Regions from separate parts of the Homo sapiens genome. Here regions 1 and 3 are each linked to region 2. Evidence: chromatin contacts called from ENCODE Hi-C or POLR2A ChIA-PET data. All regions are on one chromosome and are shown on one strand. The core of a region is the stretch at or near the end of the contact, and the rest is flanking DNA. Distances in the headings are between cores, read along the strand shown. Region 1 overlaps JMJD1C (jumonji domain containing 1C). Region 2 has its middle 80 kb from the start of ZNF365. Region 3 overlaps NRBF2 (nuclear receptor binding factor 2).

Region 1 (4,589 bases), core at 559-3,058, 720 kb after region 2:
TTACTTCATCATGCTTACGTTCCAGTGGGGGTTAAAAGACAAGCAAAGTGAGTAAATTATAAAGCATATTTTAAGGTGACAACTGAAATGGAGGAAAATAAAGCAGGAAAGACGACAGAAAGTTGGGGGACACAATTTACAGCTTTAAACTAGACCTCACCAAGAAGGTGAAATTTGAATGAAGCCTAAAAAAGTGTAAAGAAGCAAGTCTTACAGATACCTGACAGAAAAACGATTCCAAGCAAAAAAGATTAAGAAGCACAAAAACCCTGGGGGAGGGGGGAAACATACTTGGTGTGTGTGAAAGAAGCAAAGAGGGCAGGATGGCTAGAGAGGAACTAGGAGAGCCATACGAGATGAAGGCAGTGAGACAGAGGGGGAAGTGTGGATATGTAAACCAACCTAACTTTTTAACAAGGTCACTTTGAGCCTACTAAAAGACCACTGTTCCCAAAAAAGTAGCAGCAGGGACACAAGTGTAAGCATGGAATCTCTTTGGGGTAACAATGATTGCATCTGGAAAAAAGGAACTGGGGGAAAAATGTGAGATACTGAATTTTCACCGTGAACTTTTTATACTTTTGAATTTTTCTGTTTATGTATTACATTTTCAAAAGAAAAACATTAAAAAGTAGTATTTTCAACAAATAGTACTGGAACAGCCAAATGCCCATATGCAAAAAATTGAACCTCGCTCCATACTATGCACTACATACAAAGATGAACTACATTGCATACCCAAATGTAGGACCTCAAACTATAATGGTTCTAGAAGAAAATGAGGAGAAAATCTGAGTGATCTTGGGCTAGGCAACAATTTTGTAGATACTATGAAAATACCATCCATAAAAGAGAAACTGATCAACTGGACCTCATCAAAATGGAAAAAACCAGCCAGGTGGGTTGGCTCATGCCTACAATCCCAACACTTTGGGAGGCCAAGGCAGGAAGATTGCCTGAGCTTAGGAGTTCGAGACCAGCCTGAGCAACACAGCAAGACCCCATCTCCACAAAAAATTAAAAAATCAGCTGGGCATGGTGGTGTCCATCTACAGTACTAGCTACTCAGGAGGGTGTGGTGGGGGGATCACTTGAACCCAGGAGTTTGAGATTACAGTGAGCTATGACTGTGCCACTGCACTCTAACCTGGGCAACAGAGCAAGATACTGTCTTTTAAAAAATGGAAAAATGAAAAAAAAATGCTCTTTGAAAAGAGAAGCTACAGGAAAGGAAAATGTATTTGTAAAACACATTATCAGATAAAAGACATTATCAGAAATTGGCAAAAAACACTCAAAACTCAGTAAGAAAAAAAGCAGCTAAATAGACAGAATATTTGAACACATATTTAACCAAAGTAGATATACAGATGGCAAATGAAGATATAAAAAGATGCCCAATGTTTAGTCATTAAGAAAGTACAAAGTAAAACCACCATGAGACACCACTGTACACTTACTAGAATGGTCTAAAAACAAAACTGACAGTAACAAGCACTAGTGAGGAAGCAGAGGAAATGAAACTCACATAACCCTGCACTGGGAAATGAAAATGGAACAACCAATTTAGAGAATAGTCTGGCAGTTTCTTAAATTTAATCATACATTATAGTATCACCAGGCAATCCCACCATTCAGTATTTACTTAACAGAAATAAAAATCTTTGTTCACATAAAACCATGTATATGAATGTTTATGATAGCTTTATCTATTATTGCCCCAAAGTGGAAAAAACCAAAATGTACTTCAGCTGGTGAATGTACGGATTTAAAAAATGAAAAAAATATTCATACAACTACCCAGCAATAAAAAAAGAATCAACTGATAAATACAACAATAGGAATGAATCTCAAATACATTAAGAAAAGCCAGACTTAAAGGGTACATACTGTGTGAGTCCAAATTTACAGCATACTCATAAAAGAGGAACTATAGGGACAAAAAAGCAGATTAGTTGCAGGAACTTTGGGTGGGAAGAGGCTGACTATAAAAGTGCAAGAGGATGCCGAGCATGGTGGCTCATGCCTGTAATCCCAGCACTTTGGGAGGCCAAGGCAGACAGATTACCTGAAGTCAGGAGTTCGAGACCAGCCTGACCAACGTGGAAAAACCCCATCTCTACTAAAAATACAAAATTAGACAGGCGTGGTGGTGCATGCCTGTAATCCGCAGCTACTCGGGAGGCTGAGGCAGGAGAATCGCTTGAACCCGGAAGGCAGAGGTTGCAGTGAGCCAAGATCGCGCCACTGAGCTCTAGCCTGGGCAACAAGAGCAAGACTCTGTCTCAAAAAAACAAAAAACAAAAAACAAAAAAAAAAACTGCAAGAGGGAATTTTTTCGGAGTGATGGAATTGTTCTACATTTTGATTATGTTGTTACCTAACTATGCATTTGTTGAAACTCACAGAATTATACATTAAATAAGGTAAATTTCACTATATGCAAATTATATCTCAATTTACAAAAATGACTACACTACCTAGGTTAACTTTATAAAAACTGACATTGGATAAATTCAATATGTGAATAAAGATCTTCAAGGGAATCTACTTTGTATTATCAAAGGATTATTCCTATGTACAAAAAGATTTATAATACTAGTCTCTTAAATAGGCTCTTCTTTTGAGAGCATTTACATTTGAATACAGATTAGCTATTTTCTGCTAAGAGTCTAGAAGTCAAAGAAATGGTGTATAGGGTGAATCCCAGATTAAACATGAAACATAAATAATATGACATCTCTGAAATAATCATAAGTCCATGGGAAAATATAACCACTTAATGTAAATACATTTTTTCCAGGAAATTATCATAGAGAAAAAGGTATTTATTATTATGACATTTGTATTTTACTACTGTATCATAAATGCCATTTGAGATCTAATAATGATAAATCTGACCCTGAATCTGACACATCCTAAAAGCTAAGCAATTATTATCACCTAAGTAGTATTTGTATGGAAGAGTGCCATAAATGCTAAAACAGTCAATGACTATACTTATATAAAATGTGAGAAAGTTTCCTTGGTAAACTAATATACATCAGCTACATCTCAATTACTTAGCAGTGGAAAAGGTGGAGAACCAACTGTTGAGGCAAAGCAGCTTTTGAGTTTTTTCTGGTTTCCCTGGTACACCTTGTTAATTTTAAGGGTTAACCTGGGCTGTAGTAGCCCCATTCCACCTATAGGAATCCACTGTGTACTTTTAATCCCACCCTCCATAACCACTGCATCTATTCTATGCCATTTTTCCCGGTGCTGGAAAAATTAGGTATTTTAAACTAGGTATTTATTTTAGTTTTTATGTTTTGTGGATCAACAGTTATATAAATTACATACCATCTTTCTTTAGACAGGCCCCTGATATGCTAGCATGCTGAAGAAAGGTAGGAGGTATGCTTAAAGCCTGATAAAAAGTCTGTATACTGTGTCCCCCCATGCTTTTAAGCCTCACTATTCAGAGGTATACATGTCACCAGGAGGGCTTAAAAATCAGATTTCGATCTATTAAATCGGAGACAGTATACAAATAGAAATCTGGCTCATGTTAAAACAATTTAAAATCTTAAGGAAATTATGTGAGATTTCTGCAAGCACTGAGATGTCATTCTAATAAAGGCAGACTGGTGCAGGTAATTCTCTTATTTGCATCTTCTTCCATTTATATCTATACTAAGAGCAATTTTTTTTTCAAAACTAGTTCTTTCAGTCAGTAAAAAATATGTTAGAAATAAGTTTGTATATACCTGATGAAGTGCTCCCGCTGGCAAAACAATAGCATCACCAAGGAACTGAATAAGAGTACAGGTTCTGACTCCATATTCTTCAAGCAGCCTTTGACGGAGCTTTTTGTTCACATACCAACTTTGGTCACGTATTGGATCATGTTCTGGTAGAACTTCAAGGCCTTGTTCTTTTGAAATCTGAAATATGAATTAAAATAGACACTCCAATTTAAGTAAGGAAATGGTAAATCCTGTTCAGTTAAATTTCAATTTTATTTGTAATAACAAATCTTTTCTTCTCAGAATCAATGGAACAACTGAATGAGCTTCTTCAGTTAAAAAATAACATTCTGCAATAATTTGGAAAGCCAAAGAATATTAAAACAATACAGCAATGCTGAAATGCTCTTAACAGTTTACTACTTCCTTCTCACCACCTCCTTCCACTATGAAGTTTCCATCTATCTGGTTTCCTTCCTTATAACTGTTTCAAAAGTATAGCACATGGATGAGGAACAGGGTATTTTTTTTTTTTTTTTTTTTTTACCAAAAGCCAAACCATTCATATGTATGGATTTCATAAACATTTATTGATCCTTTTTTGAGGTAAGTATAAATACCTTTACATGGCTAACCTTCTAACACTTGAAAAATCAATTTCAAGGGACTCTTTAATCAGTTAAATAATCTGCTTTAGAAGGCACAAATGATCATACTTCAGATTAAAATACAGGTAAGTATTCAGGGATAAAATGGTACAAAAAAGGCTGTAACTCTTTTACTTCACATTGATCACAGACAGAACTTACATCCTTTCAGAAAGATGATGTATCAGCACTGAACATTTCTTAAAACAAATTT
Region 2 (4,339 bases), core at 1,613-4,112:
AATGCTGACCCCTCTAGGAAAATTAACCACCCCCAGAATAATGACCGCACATTTTATGGTTAACTGGAGAACAGATCGTGTTCTCTAGAATCTTACACTGACCAAGGTTGAAAGAATCTTGAAGAGAATTTCTTGTTTCTCAAAGTGGAGTACACAGCAGTCTCTTGGGGTCCTTGAAGCTACATATTAAGTTATTGCACATCTATCTCCCTGGAGCAACAATTCTATCTGATAAAAATGAAAAAACAAAACTCATGTTACTATATTAAAAACCCCAACATCTTATGGAGAAGAAGGCAGTTTTGGCCTGAATCTGAGAGGAGGAAAAACTGCATGCCTGCAATGGATCTCTTTAGATCAATACACCCCAGGGTCCTAACTCTAGGAATAAGTTTTTATTCTCTTGTATCTTTGGGCTATTTCTGTGAAAAGTTTGAAAAGCACTGGTCATGTTAGTAGACAAGTAGAAATGAAGATATTAAATTATTCTCCTATGGTCACAGAAGGACTGGGCAGGCCCAAGGTCCCTTGAATCCTTCCTACTGCCACCTTCATTGTTCCATAAATATATTCTTTGCTGTGGAAAGGTTTGTAAAATGTAAGTGTATCTTCCTGGCTTAGGGAGATTTATTGGTAACATTTTTTTAAATAATAAAAATATTCAGTGTTTGTGAAACACTGAATTAGAAAAAACAAATAATGAAATAGAAATTTATCCAGCCTATTTGGTAGAATAGCTGGAATACAAGTACTAAAAAACTTGGAGTTTGTACATCTTTAAAAAATTTTTTAAATAAATTGATGAGGTACAAATTTAATTTTATTACATCCATAGATTTTGTAGTGGTAAAGTCAGGGCTTTTAGGGTATCCATCACCAAATAACGCACATTGTGCCCATTAAGTAATTTCTTACCATCCACATCCCTTTCACTCTCTCACCCTTATGAGTCGCCAGTGCCTATCATTCCCCACTCAATGTCCACGTGGACACATTATTTAGTTCCCACTTATAAGACAGAACAGGCTGTATTTGTCTTTCTGTTTCTGAGTTGTTTCACTTAAAATAATGGCCTCCAGTTCCATTCAAGCTGCAAAAGAGTGATGTCATTCTTTTTAATTGCTGCATAGTATTCCATTGTATATATGTACCACATTTTCCTTATCCAATCATCTGTTGATGGATGGACACTTAGATTAATTCCGTATCTTTGCTATTGTGAATAGTGCTTCAATAAATATGTGGGTGTAGGTACTTTTTTTAATATGTTGATTTCTTTTCCTTTGGGTAGATACCCAGCAGTGGGATTGCTGGATCAAATGGTAGTTCTATTTTTAGTTCTTTGAGAAACTGTACTCTTTGACAAAGAAATTCTACTTCTATAGATTTTTTTCTCCAAGGAAATAAATATGAAAGTATGTAGCCATAAAGATGTTCATTTCAAGATTGTTGAAAATAGTGAAAACTTGGAAACAATTTAAATGTCTAATATTTGGGATATGATTTAAGTAAGTTGTAATACATCTTTACCATAGAACACCATTGTAGCCTCACACCCCATTTAAATGATGCTGTGAAGGTTAAAAGAGTACGGATTCTAAAACTTGATTTCTTGGGTTTGCAGCCTGATTGTGAACTTACTACCTGTTAGATATTGGTAAAGTTTCTTAAATTGCCAGTGCCTCAGTTTCTTTTTTCATTTTTTCCTTTTTAAACGTATACCTTGCTGTTCATGTACAACTCAGTGTCTCAGCTTCTTCATGAAGATAATGATGTAGCATTACACCTTCCTCATAGGGAACTTACCAGGTACTTATCAAATATTAGCTATTGGTAGATAAGCAGTTACCAAGCAGGAAAGTCATGTATTACTTCTTATTAAATACAAATCATTGGTTAACAAAAGTCTGTACAATATGACAATGTATTGTATTTTAAAAGATCCTTTTAGAAGGTCTAGACCAGTAATTCCCAAACTGTGTGCCAAGGAATCCTGGGGCACTATGGTGAATTCACAGCAACACCCATCCCAATATATTCTAAAATTTCTAGGGAAACACAGTGACACCTTTGGACACTGGGAACTACATACTACCATTAAGGTGTTTGGACTAAACTACATAATAAACATAATTTATTTTGGTCTAAAATGCTAGACAAATTTACGGAAACACTGAGAGTGCCATGAACCAAGAAAGCTTGAGAACCTCTAATCTAGCTTGTGGACATATACCAAGGTGTTGATGTTACTGAGAGGTGGTATTACATGTGCTTCATGTTTTTTTTTCTTTGCTTCTGATTTATCTAGACTTTCTAATTTTCTGCAGTGAACATTTACTATCTTAATTAAAACAATTTCTTCCTGAATCCGTGCAACAACCATTTATTAAGCACTATTTGGTGTCAATTTCTGGGCTGGACACAGGAAGGCAAAGATGCCACACCCTCAAGGAGCGCATACTTGAGGGTGAGTCTGGAATGTAAACAAATAATTGCTGTTCAGTAGAACAGGCTCTGAGACAGTGGTGCTGATTGGAGTGGGAGCTCTGAGCTCTGCTTTTGGAGATTAGTGCAAAGTTAGGCACATCTTGTGGGATAAATGGGACTTCCAACTGGAAATGGAGAAGGGGTAGAAGAATGTTCCTCCTTGTGGTTTGTGGGTGGAGACTTGGATACATTTGGTGGGGGGTTAAAAGACTGGAAAGGCAGGCAAGGTTAGAATAAGAAGGCTTTGGTGGGGCATGCCTTGGACTGGGCAGTTAACTTGTAAAGGACAGAAAAACGCTGACAGGTTTTAAGCAGGGGAGTGTTATAAATGTTGTGCTGTGGAAGGATCACTCTGGCAGCACTGTGGAGACAGCACAGGGAGGCTGGGAGAGAGCTGGACAGGGAAGGGGACCAGCCAGGAGGATTTTGTAATAGCCCAGGAAAGAGGTCATGAAGCCCCAGTTGGCTAACAACAGATTATGTAATGGGCCCCTGTGGACTAAATCAGCAAAAGCAAATGATCCAGATGTAGAACACTGTTCATCTCAAAATATGTTGGTATCTTTAAAAGTAAAAACTTTTTTTTCTGGTGATAAAGATAATACATGTTCAATACAGAAATTTGGAAACTATAGAAATGTACAAAGAAGAAAATGAAAGCATCTATAATCCCATGAACTGGAGCTGAGATATATGTATATGTACATATACTGTATATGAGAGATAAAAATTAAATATTATATTTATATTTAAATACTGATTTATAAATCTCATATATACATAGTTTATTTAAACTATGTGCATATGGTAAAATAAAATTAACTTAGAGAAGGATAGAAAATAAAAAGTAAATATTGAATGTTTACCACATGCTGGGCACAAAATATAAGAACTTACATATATTTGGTTATTTAATTCTCACAGCAACCTTGTGAGAAAGGTCTGCATGTATTCTGCCATTTTACTGATAAGTGAATTGAAGTACAGAAAGATCAATGTGACTTACCCAAGGTTCAGTAACTTGTAAGTATCAGAGCTGGGATTTGAAAGGAAACTAAGCTGTTTTTCCTCCAGGGCCTGTACCATGAAATCGTGATGGGGCAATTTTGAATGATGTATTTAAACTTCTGTTGTTTGATTCATTGACTTTACACAGTGACTCCTGACACTCCACTACAGCGTTGTCCAACTAAACTTGCTGCGGTGATGGTGATGGACAGATTCAATATCTGTTCAATCTAGTACAGTAGCCACTAGCCACATGTAGCTAGCTGTTGAGCACTACAAATGCTGCTACTGTGAACAAGAGGCTGCATTTTAAATTTTAATTAATTTAAATTTAAATGACCAACTGCTGCTAGTGGCCACCCATGGGACACCACAGATCTCCATAAGATAAAAAAAAAAATGAACACCTCATCCCTTGGTCATATTCTCTGTCCCAGTAAAACCAACTTTATTTCTTATTTCAGTCCTTTCCCATGATCATCTCCATAAAACATGCCTATATTTATATTTCTTGATTTACTGAATTGAACATTATGTTGTCCATGCCGTGTAAGATGAGAAATTATTTTGTGTACGCCACTCCCCCACCCCTCTCTTCTCATTTTTATGAATTTATTTCTATCATTGGTTACCTGTATACTTTGGTATTAGTTAAGATTCTTCTGATTGCAAGTTGGATAGAAAAAGCCAAATCCATCTGATTTCAGCAATACAAAAGGAATTTACTGGCTCATATAAACAAGATCAGAGGCAGAACTGGCATTAGACCAGGCTAAATTGAGAGCTCAATGTGAGCGGGACTCGATTTCAGCTCAGCTGTCCTCAGTCTGCACACTTCATCTTC
Region 3 (4,717 bases), core at 44-2,543, 700 kb after region 2:
AAGGCAGGGGGATCACTTGAGCCCAGGAGTTCGAGACCAGCCTTGGCAACACAGTGAGACCCCATCTCTACAAAAACTTAAAAAATTAGCTGGGCGTGGTGGCACATGCCTGTAGTTCTAGCTACTTGGGAGGTTGAGGTGAGAGGATCACTGAACACCTGAGTCCAAGGCTGCAGTGAGCTATGACTGCGCCATTGCACTTCAGCCTCAGCAACAGGGACCCTGTCTCTAAAATAAATATATATAAAATATCTTTTTAAAAACTTTTTGTTATAAAAGTATTAGTTAAAGAGATCATTTCTGTGAGGTATATCAGTGGCAGGGAAAGCCACTAGTTTCTCAAACTGAACCAAGGGAACTTTAAAGTTGTGTTCTATCCCTTTCACTGCCTTTGAAAGTATAGAATCTGCTCATGATACAGGCATGCATTGAGTTATCCAAACACGCGGTTGATAGGAAGACTTTCTTTTTAGCTGTTGGTAGAATTAATATGTCTACAGAGGAAAGATTTCTAATTTTGAGTACAAATGACATTACACATGGGGTCAGGCACATTGAGGAAAACATCCAATTTAGTGTATTGATTGGGAATAGGACTTCTGACTTTCTGAATGGTATTTTTGCAAACATAGTAAATTGTAAATTGTAAGTGTTGGGTTATTCACAAAGGATTTTGAATAGTGTATGTTGGACATTACTAAGATACTTAAAATATTCTTCCAATTTTATCTTTCCTTCTATGTAATAGGCTCATCTTTCACTGGAATTGCAAAGGGATAGCCATATGAAACAGCTCCTCCTCATCCAAGAGAGATGGAAAAGGGCCCAGCGTGAAGAAAGATTGAAAGCCCAGCAGAACACAGACAAGGATGCAGCTGCCCATCTTCAGACATCTCACAAACCCTCTGCAGAGGATGCAGAGGGCCAGAGTCCCCTTTCTCAGAAGTACAGCCCTTCCACAGAGAAATGCCTGCCTGAGATTCAGGGGATCTTTGACAGGGATCCAGACACACTACTTTATTTACTTCAGCAAAAGAGTGAGCCAGCAGAGCCATGTATTGGAAGCAAAGCCCCAAAAGATGATAAAACAATTATAGAGGAGCAGGCAACCAAAATTGCAGATTTGAAGAGGCATGTGGAATTCCTTGTGGCTGAGAATGAAAGATTAAGGAAAGAAAATAAACAACTAAAGGCTGAAAAGGCCAGACTTCTAAAAGGTCCAATAGAAAAGGAGCTGGATGTAGATGCTGATTTTGTAGAAACGTCAGAGTTATGGAGCTTGCCACCACATGCAGAAACTGCTACAGCCTCCTCAACCTGGCAGAAGTTCGCAGCAAATACTGGGAAAGCCAAGGACATTCCAATCCCCAATCTTCCTCCCTTGGATTTTCCATCTCCAGAACTTCCTCTTATGGAGCTCTCTGAGGATATTCTGAAAGGATTTATGAATAATTAAAATGGAAGGCCACAGAAAAGGGGAAAAGAGGAAATAATACAGTAATCGTTAATCCAGCAAAAAGAAATGAAAAGGGAAAACCACATAGAAGGGTAATCCCGGAAATGCTTCATCTGGTGGACTGTGGGAGCAGAGGCATTGCCAGGACTTGGGAAACAGTCACTGTGAAATGCGCTGCGTATCTCATTCACTCACTTCAGCTAATGATTCCGACTTGGCAGACGCTAAACTCATGGAGGTTCGGTTTCTCCTGATACAAACCAAATGGCTACCTGGAAGAATTTCTTTCAAGCAACAGTTATTTTTCTTATCTTCAGGGTTAAAATGTATAAAAGTTATGTGTAATTAATCTATAATGCCATAAATGATAATGCAAAACCTAAATAATATGGTGGCCGGAGGGGCTGCCTTATATTTGAAACATGCTTTCTATCATGCATTGACTGTATGCATTTTGTTAATGCACATTCTGTTTGTTTAAGGTGTGTAAGATACACACCCTTCTAGATGAAACTATATGTGCCACACTTTGCACTACTCATAATGATAACCTCAAGACTATCAGAAGAAATATTTAAATTTCCATTTTATGAAGAAAGGAACCAAATTATTATGCTTTTTAAAACAAATTACCAGTTTACATAATTAATCAGGGTGCATTTTAAGTTCTAACTTCGTTTATTGTATAATGCATCATTTGAAAATACCAAGGAGGAAATACCCTTTGTTTTTAATGATGCAAGAGTGGACGTAATGCTAGTTGGCAGTATTTTATTGTAAGAAATCAATAAAGTAATTGTGTTTTATACCTTTGTTGAACGTGGTTGATAGTTAAAAAGCAAGGCACTGAGTGGCTTCTCTGTGCGTTGTAAACTTTGAATTTGAACAGATGCGGTTAGATGATTACTTTTGTGTGTCAAGGATTTTTTTTTTCTTTCAGTGTTTTGTAGTCCATTTCCCTTACAACTAGGGTGACAGAGAGTACAGAAGTTCCTGAGGTTTAAATGTATTGTTTCCAACCTTTTTCCTGACCACCACATGGAAAATGCTCAGGGCTGCTCTAGGCTGGAGGCAGCTGTCCCTTGGGCACCTGCCACCCTGTCAGAGCATAGTGTGGGGAAGTGCTGCTTTGGATTCTCTCTACCAAGCTGGATGATGTTCCATGAGAAGGAAGGGGAAGAGGAGAATATAAGCAAAACATTTGGGTGCAAGCTACTGGGCATGTTTAAAGCTTGGATTTGCTGTGTGGAATTACAGAAGTGAGAAAAATATATTGCCTTCTCTGAGGACAATTGGGTTGAGGAAGTTGGGTTAGGCTCACAAATCCAGTGACGAAACTAGTAGAAATAGGGCCAGGCGTGGTGGCTTATACCTGTAATCCCAACACTTTGGGAGGCTGAGGTGGGAGGGTCGCTTGAGCCCAAGAGTTTGCGACCACCCTGGGCAACATAGTGAGACCCTGTCTCTACCCAGAAAAACTTTAGCTGGGTGCAGTGATGGCGCGCCTGTAGTTGTGGTTACTCCAGAGGCAGAGGTGGGAGGATGACTCGAGCCTGGGAGGTTGAGGCTGCAGTGAGCTCTCATCACACCACTGCATTCCAACCTGGACACCAGAGTGAGATTCTGTCTCAAAAAAAGCAGAAGTGACCATGGAGAAATCATATTTTTTCCTGTCTCATCTTGCTGCAGATGAAACCAAAAATAAACTAGCCTGCCAAATTGTCTTGAGTTCTATACTTTCTTAAAAGTTACATTAATTTGCTGGGCACAGTGGCTCACGCTTGTAATCCCAGCACTTTGGGAGACTGAGGCAGGCGGATCACCTGAGGTCTGAAGTTCGAGACCAGCCTGATAAATATGGCAAAACCCTGTCTCTTACTAACAATACAAAGATTAGCCGAGTGTGGTGGCATGGGCCTGTAGTCCCAGCTACTTAGGAGGCTGAGCAGGAGAATCACTTGAACCCAGGAGGCAGAGGTTGCAGTGAGCTGAGATTGTGCCACTGCACTCCAGCCTGGGCAACAGAGCTGGACTCTGTCTAAAAAAAAAATATATATATATTAATTTGTTTATCTCAGTGTTGTTGTTTTTTTTATTATTTTTTCTGTTTGGTTGACTAGAATTTCTGTTCTGCTAAATATCTCAGTGTTTTAATATCCTAGACTCGACATTTTACTTGCCTAACCTTGCTCATAAAACTTGACATTTAAAAGCTTGTGCCAAAAATAGTCATGTGTTGCTTAACAAGGATGTGTTCTGAGGAATGTGTTGTTAGGTGATTTTTTCATGTGAGCATCCTAAAGTGGACTTACACAAACCTAGAAGGCAGAGCCGACTCCACACCTAGGCTGTATAGTCTTGCTCCTGGGCTACAAACCTTTACAGCATGGGACTGTACTGGCTAGGCAGTTGTAACACAATGGCATTTGTATATCTAAATATAAAGGTATGGTCTTATAATCTGTCATGTGGCCCATCATTGGCTGAAATTTTATATGGCACATGACTCTATTAGCCTAGCCATTTCTCTCTAAAAGATGAGCTCTGTTAGAGGTACCACTGTACCTCTGCTACTTTCTGCTTCCCAAGGAGGCATTGGAGACTAGGATATTGTGATTTATAAGAAGAAATAAATATTTTGCTGTTTGTCTCTGGTTCCTGGCACAGAGCTCCCAAGTCTGTAATTTCCTGGCTGGTAGGAACTTTTGTTCTAATGTGATGACTCTCAGTGGGCCCCTGGATAGGGATTGGACACAAGAGAGACCAGCATGATTAGAAGCTTAAAACTTTCAGCCCCATGCCCCATCCTTTGGAAGGGGAGAGAGGCTGCAGATTGAGTTACAATTGATTATGCCCATATGATTAAGTCTCCATAAAAATCCCTGAACTACAGGATCCTGAGAGCGTCCGTGTTACGGAACATGTGGAGCTGGTGTGCCCTGAGAGGACACAGAAGCCCCGTGTCCCTGCCCCATGTCTGTCTCCCATCTAGCTGTTCTGATAAGTACTTTCATAATAAATGGTTAAATGTAAATAAGATGTTTCCCTAAGCCATTCTAGCAAAGGATTGAATCCAAAAGTGTGAGGCAGCAGTGGGGAGTGTTGTGGGAACCTCTGATTTGCAACTGGTTGGTCAGAATACCAGGTTGAACCGGGGATTTGTGGTTGGGTCTGAATTAAGGGTAGTCTTGTGGGACTGAGCCCATAACCTCCAGGTAGGTAGAGTCAGAGTTGAGTTAATTTTGCAAGATCACCTACCAG

What was found. Hi-C counts contacts between places; a loop is a spot of excess contacts on that map. ChIA-PET counts read pairs that join two places held with the same protein, here RNA polymerase II (POLR2A). Pooled maps may share reads with other maps.
Region 1: a map with no recorded cell type shows a loop between it and region 2 (6-fold over the local background). The contact joins two enhancer-like sites. A Hi-C loop is called at or near these places in 1 of 37 single-sample maps with no recorded cell type and 4 of 50 pooled maps.
Region 3: a pooled map shows a loop between it and region 2 (4-fold over the local background). The contact joins two enhancer-like sites. A Hi-C loop is called at or near these places in 3 of 168 maps with a recorded cell type or tissue (heart left ventricle, prostate gland and psoas muscle), 1 of 37 single-sample maps with no recorded cell type and 5 of 50 pooled maps. POLR2A ChIA-PET finds 5 or more read pairs at or near these places in 2 of 52 experiments (SK-N-SH and WTC11).

The regions. Positions count from the first base shown.
Region 1 is chr10:63,172,548-63,177,136 of GRCh38, forward strand. It overlaps JMJD1C (jumonji domain containing 1C), which reads right to left. Exons shown (of 26, transcript NM_032776.3): 24 at 3,750-3,926. Among named protein-coding and RNA genes, the nearest start is that of NRBF2, 42 kb to the left of the region's middle. Within about 2 kb of position 1,809, at least 2 of the 41 ENCODE cell types and tissues checked have a DNase peak (open chromatin) inside an H3K27ac peak, as active enhancers do.
Region 2 is chr10:62,452,354-62,456,692 of GRCh38, forward strand. It overlaps a transcript of ZNF365 not described here. Among named protein-coding and RNA genes, the nearest start is that of ZNF365, 80 kb to the left of the region's middle. Within about 2 kb of position 2,863, at least 9 of the 41 ENCODE cell types and tissues checked have a DNase peak (open chromatin) inside an H3K27ac peak, as active enhancers do.
Region 3 is chr10:63,152,763-63,157,479 of GRCh38, forward strand. NRBF2 (nuclear receptor binding factor 2) reads left to right here. Exons shown (of 4, transcript NM_030759.5): 4 at 749-2,262. The coding sequence ends at 1,456. Among named protein-coding and RNA genes, the nearest start is that of NRBF2, 22 kb to the left of the region's middle. Within about 2 kb of position 1,294, at least 3 of the 41 ENCODE cell types and tissues checked have a DNase peak (open chromatin) inside an H3K27ac peak, as active enhancers do.